2 separate regions of the Mus musculus genome follow, and region 1 is linked to region 2. The links are chromatin loops, found by intact Hi-C in ENCODE. Cell type or tissue: heart. All regions are shown on one strand. Links, peaks and the distances in the headings refer to the core of each region. The heading gives the core; the rest is flanking DNA.

Region 1 (5,371 bases), core at 243-5,242, 120 kb before region 2:
AATTGTCAAGGAATAAATGTAATTTAAAATTTTTATAAATTGTGTAACTGAATTCTAGAACCAGCTCTGAACCTTTGTATCAAGTTATTTTTCAGCACCTCTCTTCCCCCTCCCCGGCAACAAAAGCTATTAGATTACTGACAGGACTAAGAAGAGCTATACCTAGCACTTAGCACCAAGTTTTGTACAGCTAAGGCTGGTGAATTAGCTCAATAGGTTAAGGGCACTTGCTGCCAAACCTGACCGACAGCCTGAGGAGCACGTCTGGAACCCATATGGTAGAGGGAAACTGACTTCCAAAAGTTGTCCTCTGACCATTAAGTGTACTTAAGTGTCCATATACATACTAAATGTTTCTTTAATGATTTATTTTTACTCATGTGTATTGGTGTTTTGCTTGCATCTGTGTAGTGAAAGAGTATAGGATCCCCCGGAACTGGAGTTAGACAGTTGTGAGCTGCCATGAGAGTTCTGGGAATTGAACCTGAGTCCTCTGGAAGAACAGCCCCTACTCAGGAGGCAGAGGCAGGAGTATCTCTGTGAGTTCGAAGCCAGCCTGGTCTACAAAGGGAGTCCAGGACAGCTGAGGCTGTTACACAGAGAAACCCTGTCTCAAATAAATAAACAAACAAACAGACAGGCAGGCAGACAAGATATGTTTTGTACAGATAATGTGACTACAAGCCCGGCAGTGGTGGTGCACACCTTTAATCCCAGAGCTTGGGAAGCAAAGGCAGGCGGATTTCCAAGTTCAAGGCCAGCCTGGTCTACAGAGTGAGTTCCAGGACAGCCAGGGCCACACAGAGAAACCCTGTCTCGAAAATACAAAAAAACAAAAACAAAAACAAAAACAAAAAAAAAACAAAAATGATGACAAGATGAGAATTCCTGTCTGGAAGGATCTAGAATACAGTAGAGCCCCAAGCACAGTAAACACAGAGCACATTACCTCATGCTGTAGTTAGTAAACACTCAGCAGACTTCATAAACCTTCAATCTCCCTGAGCCACACTTTATTAAATTCCTCCTCAAGAGCTTTTTACTAGCTGCTCTTGTCCTTTTTAGATAAGTCTAAAGTTGCTAATGCAAAAGGCTCACAGGTGTCCAAAAGCCAGGCTCAAGAGCCTCAGCAATCTCCTCAGGCTCACCATCCTTCTCTACCCTCAGAAGGCAGAGCTTGGCTATTTCTTAATTAGGATAAGCTAAGGTCATAAAAATACTGTCCTTCCCTCCAAGCAAGGGCAGTGACAAGCCCCTTCTCTACATGTTAAAATAACAAGCAGACGGAGCTTTCATAAGGTCACCGTTCATGGTGGGGATGAAAACTTGACCCTGATGCACACAGGCTCCTATACATACTCTTTCACCCTTGCTCTGAAGGAAAACACAATAAATCCATTAGTCTCACCCAAACCAAACCAAACAAACAAAAATCCAGCAAGGAAGCTGGGCGGTGGTGGTGGTGGCGGCGGCGGCGGCGGCGCATGCCTTTAATCCCAGCACTTGGGAGGCAGAGGCAGGCGGATTTCTGAGTTCTGAGGTCTACAAAGTGAGTTTCAGGACAGGCAGAACTGCACAGAAAAACCCTGTCGCGAAAAACAAAAAACAAAACAACAACAACAAAAAAATCCAGCAAGGAGTTGAGAGTGGAGCTCAAAGGTAGAGCGGCTGTTGAGTAGGAGAAAAATGACACATGCCTTTAATCAGGAAGCAGAGGCAAGCAGACCTCTGAGCTACATGCCCGCAAGGGCTACAGTTAGACTCAACAATAACAATAACAATAACAATAACAATAACAATAACAACATAATGGCAAGATGTGGTGGGGTGGCCTACACCAGGGCAGAGGCATGCAAATTCCTGAGTCCCTTGGGCCCAGCCTCTACTTTTCAGGTTTCAGGCTAGCCTCGGCTATGCAGAAAAATTAAAAAAAAAAAAAAAATGAAGAAAAGAAAAGAAACGAATCCAAGACAAACCCCAGCGGAGATGGCGTCCAAGACACTTAGCACAATGGAGAAGAGGATACCAAGTCATTGCACCCTTTGGAGATGCAAGGAGTTCGGGATCACCGAGGAGCCCCACGAGGGGCCGCCTCGTCCCCTCGAGCGTGGGTCTTGCCGCTCACCCCAGGGTGCCACGCGCACGGGAGCGCTCTCCGCTACCACGCACCGGGACTCCCGACTGCAGGAGTTTCAAGTCCCCTTCACTCGGGAGCTCAGACTGGGATGACAGGCGTCAACTTGGACTCCAAGGGGCCCCAAACTGGCCCGGGCTGGAGTTCGAAGTCGCCAGTCGGTCGCCTCTTCCGCTTCTCCAGGCCGCGGTGGGGAGCGCGGCCACCAGAGCGAGCCGCCAGAGAACCGTCTCTCAGCAGCTCGGCGCCCCCCGCGCAGCAGGCCGGCCCGAGAAACTTCCTCAAGTGACGGGAGGGGAGCCGGCAGGCCAGCGGTCGTCGGCGTCGCTCCCCTCCCGTCACCCCCCGCGCGGGTCCCCGGGCCCCCGGGGCTCGCGAGCGCGTCCCCCTCGGGCCCCGCCCCCACCCCGGTGGCGCCCCGGCGGGAGGCCACTCTCCTCGCTCGACCCGCAGCCCCGGGAGACCGCGCGCGCGAGCGCCCATCACGGACTCGCCCCAACACAGCCAGCCCAGCTCCGCGAGCGCGGCTCGACGCCCGGGAGTTCAGTCTCAAGTTCACCTGAAGAAGCAGCCGCTGGAAAAGCTCCCCCGCTGCGACCGCCGCCGCTGCGACCGCCGCCGCCGCCACCGAGGCCGCTACTGCGTTCCTTCCGGCCTCGCCACCGCGTCCACCTCGCGCCTGCGCGCAGCGCCCCCTCCCGACTAATAACAGGAAGAACCATAGAGGGACGCGGACAGTCGGGGAGGAGGGACCTGGAGAGCGAGACCATAGAGATGGGTGCCTAGCCGGCCTCCATCCAGGCTCCACGACTGCAGAACCTTGACTCCTCCTTGCTGTGGGAAGACAAAAGAACAGCTGAACCACAGGGTCACTGTAGCCGCCCCGATTTAGCTATGAAATCAACCGATTAATCACGTATCTATCCCCTCTTGAGGTGATGCTCTGTACCAGGTGAGAAAGGTAAAATGACCCAACTCTCCTCCCAAGGTATTTGGTGAAGAGTAAAAGTTCCAGCTCTGTTCAATCAAGGTTGGAGTGCTGGCCAGCGCTCAAGAGCACCGACCCAAATTTGATTCATGGAACCCTCATTGCAGCTCACAGTGGTCTGTAATTTCAGTTCTAGAAGATCCCTGACGATCTCTTCCAGCCTCTGTGGGCACCAAGCATGCAAGTTGTACACCGATATACATGCAGGCAAAACATGCATATGCATAAAATCAAAATAAAAAATAGAAATTGAATTTTTTTCAGCCAGGCAGTGATGGTCCACACCTTTGATCCCAGCACTTGGGAGGCAGAGGAAGCCCTGAGTTCGAGGCCAGCCTGATCTACAGAGTGAGTTCAGTATAGCCAGGGCTACACAGAGAAATCCTGTCTCAAAAAAAATTTTTTTTTAAATAAATAAAAAAACCTCAAGTTGTGTGTGTGGTTGTATGTGTGTATATGTATGTGTATGATGTATCTGTGTGCTCTGTCTGGGCTTCTATAGGTTGTGTATGTATAAGTGTGTGTGCTTGTGTGTGTGTGTATATGTTGTGTATGCTTGTGTGTATGAGTGTGTGTATGTGTGCTTATATGCGTATGTGTATATGGTGTGTATATGTAATGTGTGCCTGTGCTTGTGTTTATGTTATATATATATATATATATATATATATATATATATATATATATATATATGAATATGAGTGTGTGGTGTGCTTGTGTGTGTGTATATTATGTGTGCTTGTATATATGTGTATCTGTGCTCATGTGTGTATGTGTGCTCTGTGTGTCTGTGCTTATGTATGTTATGTGTGCTTGTGTGGATGTGCGTGTGTAGATATGCTTGTGTGTGTATGTGTGTATATGGTGTGTTTGTGCTCTGTGTGTGTGCTTGTGTGTATGTGTATATGTTATGTGTGTGCTCTGTGTGTCTGTGCTTATGTGTGTGTATGTTGTATACAAATGAGTGTATGACGTGCTTGTGTATGTTATGTGTGCTTGTGTGTATGTGTGTGTGTATATGCTTGTGTGTGTGCTCTGTGTGTCTTTGCTTGTGTGTGTACACTTGTGTGTATGTGTATATGTTGTATGTGTGTGTGTTTCTGAGATTGAACCCAGGGCCTCATAGATGCTAGAGAAGCTGTCAATCACTGAATTACATTTCCAGCCCTCTTCTTATTTTTATTTAAAATTTGAGACAAGATCTCACTAGGTTATTTAGACTGGCCTTGAACTCACTACATAGTTTAGCCTGTCCTTGAACTTGTGATCTTGCTGGGAAGACCAAAGGCTCTCATGTAGTACGGATCAGGAGAGAAACTCCTTCCTAATTATAAAATAACAGAAGGCATTGCATTATCTAAGAAAGTATGTGTGCCAGCTTGGGTGTCTCTTCCTGCTTATAAAGCCACTAATGCCATCGTGAGAGCCCCACCATCATGATCTCAAAATGGACCCCAGAAGCGCCATTTCAAATACCAGTAAACATGCAGAAATGACTGAGGAGTAGGTTTCAAGACATGAACTTTTAGAGCACATAGTCAGACCATGCCAGAAGAGAAGGCTTGCCAACAGTGGTATGAGGAGGAGGGTGACAGAGACTATGGTCATGCTTCTAGGATTCAGTTGTGAGCTTTTTATTGCTATTGTTCTGACAGCGTCTAACTATGTAGCTCAGGCTGGCCTCCAACTTTCTCCCAAGTGCTGGGATTTCTAGGTTGTAGGTATATATCACCATTACTGGGAGAGAGATTCTGGGAAAACACAGTAAAACAAGGGTGAGTAAACCAAGTGTGGTGGCACATATATTATGTGACAAAACTTTTCCTGGAAAGACACAACACCTTGCTTCCCCCAGATAAGGACCGTACAACAGACAGAAGTTTAGGTACCACCAAAGTCCAACTTGGTGAACCAGTGAGTTTTACTGAGGTTACCTGCAGGGATGTGGGTGAGGGGTCACTTACAAGAACAAAAATGCCTCAAAGACAGCTGCATCACCAAAGCCCACCCCAGCATGGTCAACGGCTCACCAAGCTGGGAACCTGGAGCACAGCCTACAGGTAGCTCACCAGGTTGGAGAGTGTCCTTTCCCGGTGCCTCTATTGGTCTAAATCTTTTCCAGGCAGCTTGGCTGGTTTCTGCTGCTTCTAGGAAACTGGTCTAGTCTCAGGAGTCTCTATTGTAGGCTTTGCTCATCTGAGACTCTTCTCTGCAGTTGGTCTCTGACGCTCAGCTTTTATTGCTTACTC
Region 2 (5,371 bases), core at 78-5,077:
TGAAGTGTGTTCCCAGGGAAGAAGCCATCCCCCTCCCCATGCTGCAACCTTAAGCTCCATGAAAGGTTTCTCTCAGGCAGTCGTCGCCTACCTTCCAACCTTATCATCATTCAGCAGGCCAGCTGTGCTATGAGGAGAAGATGAGACGGGAAAACAAAGACTGCAGGAGCTACAAAAAAAGAAGGAAAATAGCTCTCTGTTAATTGACCTCTGAAAGGTGACATTTGGCCCAACTAGTTGAGTGCCTCCTTGGCTACTCAATTTGCATCTGAGCAGAGCAGAAGCATCTCAGCCTGCTGACTGCTTGTTCCATGTTTGTACAAACCGAAATATTTTCTTTTCCTTTTTTATTTAATTTACTTTTTTATTTATATAAGTACATTGTCACTGTCTTCAGACACATCAAAAGAGGGCATCAGATCCCTTTACAGATGGTTGTGAGCCACCATGTGGCTGTTGAGAATTGAACTCAGGACCTTTGGAAGAGCAGTCAGTGCTCTTAACCCCTGAGCCATCTCTCCAGCCCCTTTTCTTAATACAAAAATTATATGAGCTTGAATGTCCTCACTGCAAGCAAGGAATTCCTTTTCTGAAAGGCCTGAGTCCCATCTGTGCAATGTAAACCTGGAGAAAAGAGTGTTCCTATCTCCCTGTCACCTGGGGAGTTTAGCCCAGGCCCCTCATTCAGAGACGTAACCCCTGCTTGCCATGGGGAAGGGAAGCTTTTGGTTTAAGAGATAGGAGCCAGCTCAGGTGGGCACCTCAGTTACCAGGTGAGGTGAGAACCTGGGAGAAGGTGCCCCATGGCAGTGCAGGCCTTCCGAGGAGGAGGGCTCACCCTTTCTCCTGAGACCATGTGTGCCCTGCAGCATCTGAGAGGGATTCGTGATGCTTCTGTCTCCTGCTGGTTGCTCAGCAGTTTATTACCTAGGGTTGGCGCTCCAAGGTGCTTGGTGCTTCTGGGAAGAAAACGTTACTCTCTGCATTGGTGCAGAGAACTTTCTGTTTTGGTAGACTTTGTTATTAGTTTTGATGCCAACGTCTTTATGAAGAATTAGACCAAGACCACTGCTGCATTAGTTCTGTAAGAAGTCGATGGAATGTTCATTGTATTGTACCATCTCTGAAAACTGTCATTGTCGCCCGGCCCCAAATGTCACCTTTCAGAGGTCAATTAACAGAGAGCTATTTTCCTTCTTTCTGTGAGTTCTTTCTGGTTCTCTTTTTAGTTTCTGTGCATTAGATGTGTGATATAGAAACCCATCATTTGTGTTTTCTCTTCCTTCCTTTTTTGCATCTGCAGCTTCTGTTGTGTCTCCATCAACTTTGGAAGCAGATAGGACAAGAGCACTTTTGCATTATTCAGGAGGGCCGGTGAAATCTGAGAGGAATTGACTGACCATAGGGTTCCACGTTTGAGCATTGTTGCCGGACTGCAAACATCAAGTTGGAGAAGTCATTTGACAAACACGTTTTTTCTCCCTTTCTATGTGTGCCTTCTGGTGCTTTTAGAACTTTTATGCATTTGTTGTATGATCTGGCAAAGCCACTGTTTTTGTCTTCTTTCTTTTAAAAGAGGTGGTAGACACTTCTTATACTTAAATGTTTGATGGAAACTTCTAGCACTTCAGTTAAACAGAGCGTGACACATTTTTTTTCCTCTCTCTTTCATCTGTTAGAATCTGCCTTTTATCTAAAAGCACCAAGCTGGGAGAGGTCTGGGTAAATGGATATAACCCCTCAAGCCATTCCTGGAGGTTCAAAGTGAGGAAAATCACGAAGGTTACTGTTGCTCTCAGCTCGGTACCCACAAGCTGCTGAAACGAGGAGGAGACTTGTGCGACGATCCCTGGAAGCCTAAGAGTTCTGGGCGGCCCCTCCCCAAAGATGAAAGGAAGACCACAGGGACCAGCCCAGTGGCACGCATGCTGCGCGTGCGCACTTCTGTTTGTGTGCATGCTCGCGCAAGCGCACGTCCGCTGCGCTGGCCTGGCTTCCTGCGGTCTGTGTCTCTACGCTCGCAGCTTTGACTTGCGCGAGCTGGAGTCGCGAGCCTGCGGGCCGAGGCCGGTGCGTCCGGGTCGGCAGCAGGCGAACGCAGCTTTGCAGGCCGGGGAGGCCGAGGGCCGGGCTGACGGGGGCAGCGAGACCCGGGCCCGGCGCGGCCTCCTAGGTGAGGCCTGAGGGTGCAGATCGCGGCCGTGAGAGGGAGGCTGGGTCCGTCTGATGGCTTGCAGGGGGGCCTGAGACCGCTTGCCGAGGCCTGAGCGATCAGCGCCTGCGCGATGCCTCGGCCCCCTCCTGTCCTCAGCGTGCGGGATCCGGGACGGTAGCAGTGGTCGTGTTGATGGCTTTGGGCTGTCTAGATGGCCCGAGGATGAGGCGTGTGGGCATAGGAGCGGTCAGTTCAGTGACCTGAGCTGTAGAGGCGCTGTCCAAACTCCTACCTCACTTGACATCCCTGCCTCCCAGGGCTTCTAAGTCTCATGATGTTACTGGGCGCCATCGGCACCCTTGCTGTGCCTGTTAGTTTTCCCGATCCTCTCCCTGCAGCATCCTGTGGTCTAGTTCAGGAAAAGTTTGTGTTTGCGTCTGTTCATAGGGGAAGACTGTGGGTCTGCGATAGTGGTGACATAACCGAGGTCACGCAGAGGGTTTGTTAGTGGGAGTGCTAAGTCCCGGGCCGACGGCGTTCCTTTTGTCATATTAAAGTCGTGGTCACAGTATCACGTAATTGTATATAAATACAGTTCCCACCAGGTTAACTTTTGTTTTCAGAGCAGCTTGTGAGTATTCTTTTGTATCCCTTAGTAAATGGCAGTTATTTAACTAGCATTTCTTGTTCATTTCTTGTTAATTCACCTCGTCAGCTGCACTCATTCATTCCCCCCAAGTCCCAACGCACAGTTGCAATTCTCCAGTCCTTTCTGACAGCCAGTGAGACCACCATCCCTCCGGTTTTCTTCTGGGAATGTTCCAGGAGGTTTGTGTGCAGGATTCCCCTCTTTCCACGCCCACTCATAATGACGTTGTTTTTCCTTCCCCAGACCCGGCTGCATTAGTCCTTCTACAGACTTTTCCTACTGCAGCGGAAGATGAATACATCCTTAGTAAGTCTGGCTTTGTTTCCGTTGTCTAGTTTGGTTTACTACACTCGAAGAGGCAAAGGAGAGATCAGACTTTAAAGGGGAAAATAGATAAAACAGAAAGAGATAAAAGAACCAGACAAAACAGTAGTGGACAGTAGTAAGCATTGGTTGAGTGCATATCTGTAGGTGGCATAGCCCCTACCAAGTCCTCAGGATGCTGTAGTTGACACCTTGACTATATTTAGAGATGAGCCTATGGACGTGCCTGTCGGGATTGTCTTGATCACATTCATTGATGTAAGAAAACCCATTTTGTTCTGGACAAGACCATTCTCTGGGCATCCTGGACAGCATAAACTGGAGAAAGAGACTTGAGTACCAGCAAACATGTCTTCCTCCCTCTCTTGTTTCCTGATTGTGGATTTGATGTGGCTCCTGCTGCCTTGGCTTATGACGGGCTGTACTCTTTGATCTCCAGTGGTATTCTAACACAGGCATACACACACACTCACGTCCTATTGACCTGTCTGTCTCTAGCAGTCTCTGTGGATTCCTCTGTCTGTTTCTGTGCTGTTTGTCTTGCTGCCCTGTCCCTGGATTTAGAATTTCTCCTGCTCCCATGTGGATCTTTTGCCCTACTTACCTCTGGCCCTCCTGGCTTTCCCCAGCGGCTCTGTGTTGGTTTACCTGTGGGTCAGCCAGCGCCTGCTGAGCATCTCTGGAGTATGTCCAGACAACGCGTAACGGACCCATGCATCCGAGTGGTCTGTTCGCCTGTTGTTGTACCGTCCCCACCTAACGGACCCCATGCATCTGAGTGGTCTCTCCGCCTGTCGTTATACCGTCTCCTGTTCTTCCCTTTTGTTGTTCCACTGCCCTGCCTGGAACTCTCTGAGGATGCAATGCGTTCAGATCCATTTTCCACCACCAAAGAATTCACTTTTCTCTTACGGTCTGTGTAGTTTCTCTTTGTTTGGTTTGTTTCAATTTCTTCGTTTTTGCGTCATTGCTTGGTTCAAAAAGGGTATGTAGCTCAGGCTGTCCTGGAACTCTTCAGCCAGGGTTAAAGGTATATGCCACCATCCCTGGCCCTGGTGATGACTTTCAATGACCACGACGTTCAGTGGCAGACCCATTTGATTTTTTTTTCTACCCTCAAATACCCTTTCTTCCCCTTGGCTAGAGTTACTTGTTAATTAGGAGTCATTTATTTGCTGGCAGATGCCATTGTGCTCTCCTAGGCATTGGCATTCACCAAAGAGTTGAGTCTTCCTTCCCAGCGGCTCAGTCAGGTTCCCTTAGTGGGAGAGTCCCAAATAGAGACACACAGATTGGGGAAGAAGACAGTGCTAAGTTTATCCTCAGTGTGCTCTCAGTAAAGATCTGGGCCCTGGGTGCTTTTAATATGAGAGAAGTTCATCTACTTGAAGACAGATTCTGTCAGCTCATAGTCACGTAGCCATAGATCTGTGGTCTTGTCTGATCTTACTGTTTGGGTTTGGTTTTTTTTTTGTTTTTGTTTTTGCTTTTGTTTGTTTAAATTATTTGTGGGTGTCACATGCCATGTTGGGTGTGTGTGGAGGTCAAAAGCCAAGGTTTAGGGAGTCAGGTTGTAGGGATTGAACTCAAGTTACCAGGTTTGGTGGCAAGCACCTTCGCCTGCTGAGCCATCTCGCTGGCCCCCATGTTTTCCTTTATAAGGCGCTGGCATTTACATTTCTTTTCCAGAGCAATGATTTCATGTTTTTCTCTCCTGAAAACAGCTCACAGGTCACAGGCTTGAAGCATCTTTGTCATATGGTTAATGTATATTTATCATAGTATACACTCGTGTGTATATATATATATATATATATATATATATATATATATACTAACTGATAACGTAGGTACCACAGGAATCTACTTCATTGTGCTAAGTGCCTCCCACAGAGTCTGTGGTGCCTGCCGGTGTTGGCAGGAAGCAGTTGTTGGGCTGATGTGTTTGTGAGTGAAACAGTTTATGCAAAAGCTAAGCACTGAAAGGTAGTTTGAGGATCTGGGGCATGGCTCAGTGGTTAAAGTGTCTGCCCCACAAATGTGTAGACTGACGTTCAGATTTTCAGAAACCCATAAGAAATGCCAGGTGGTTGTGTCAGCCTGCCTGTAGTGACAGCCATGGAAGGAGACAGCAAGGGGATTGTGAGAGCAAGTTGGCTAGGAAGGTGACCCTAGCCGTGTCACCACATTCTGGGGTGGATTGAGAGGCTGTGCAGTGCAAAATGTTGAAGCATGGGGCGTGT

What was found. Peaks named below come from ENCODE experiments on the same cell type or tissue, not always from the same donor. Only the 100,000 strongest peaks of a DNase experiment are listed, where the experiment ranks them.
Region 1: it touches region 2 in a loop (3-fold over the local background); 1 of 42 quality-filtered maps calls a loop at or near these places.

The regions. Positions count from the first base shown.
Region 1 is chr5:143,110,206-143,115,576 of GRCm38, forward strand. It overlaps Rnf216 (ring finger protein 216), which reads right to left and starts at 2,815. Exons shown (of 17, transcript NM_080561.4): 1 at 2,694-2,815. In heart, for the core only: a CTCF peak has its summit at 2,871; a DNase peak (open chromatin) is centred at 2,836; H3K4me3 peaks cover 2,003 bases; H3K27ac peaks cover 1,584 bases.
Region 2 is chr5:143,233,207-143,238,577 of GRCm38, forward strand. It overlaps Zfp12 (zinc finger protein 12), which reads left to right and starts at 1,957. Exons shown (of 5, transcript NM_001289589.1): 1 at 1,957-2,173; 2 at 3,048-3,110. The coding sequence starts at 3,096. It overlaps 4930448H16Rik (RIKEN cDNA 4930448H16 gene), which reads left to right. Exons shown (of 5, transcript NR_040700.1): 5 at 1,304-1,542. It overlaps Gm38735 (a long non-coding RNA gene), which reads right to left and starts at 1,324. Exons shown (of 3, transcript XR_868668.3): 1 at 928-1,324; 2 at 92-169. In heart, for the core only: a CTCF peak has its summit at 2,424; a DNase peak (open chromatin) is centred at 1,955; H3K4me3 peaks cover 1,742 bases; H3K27ac peaks cover 1,352 bases.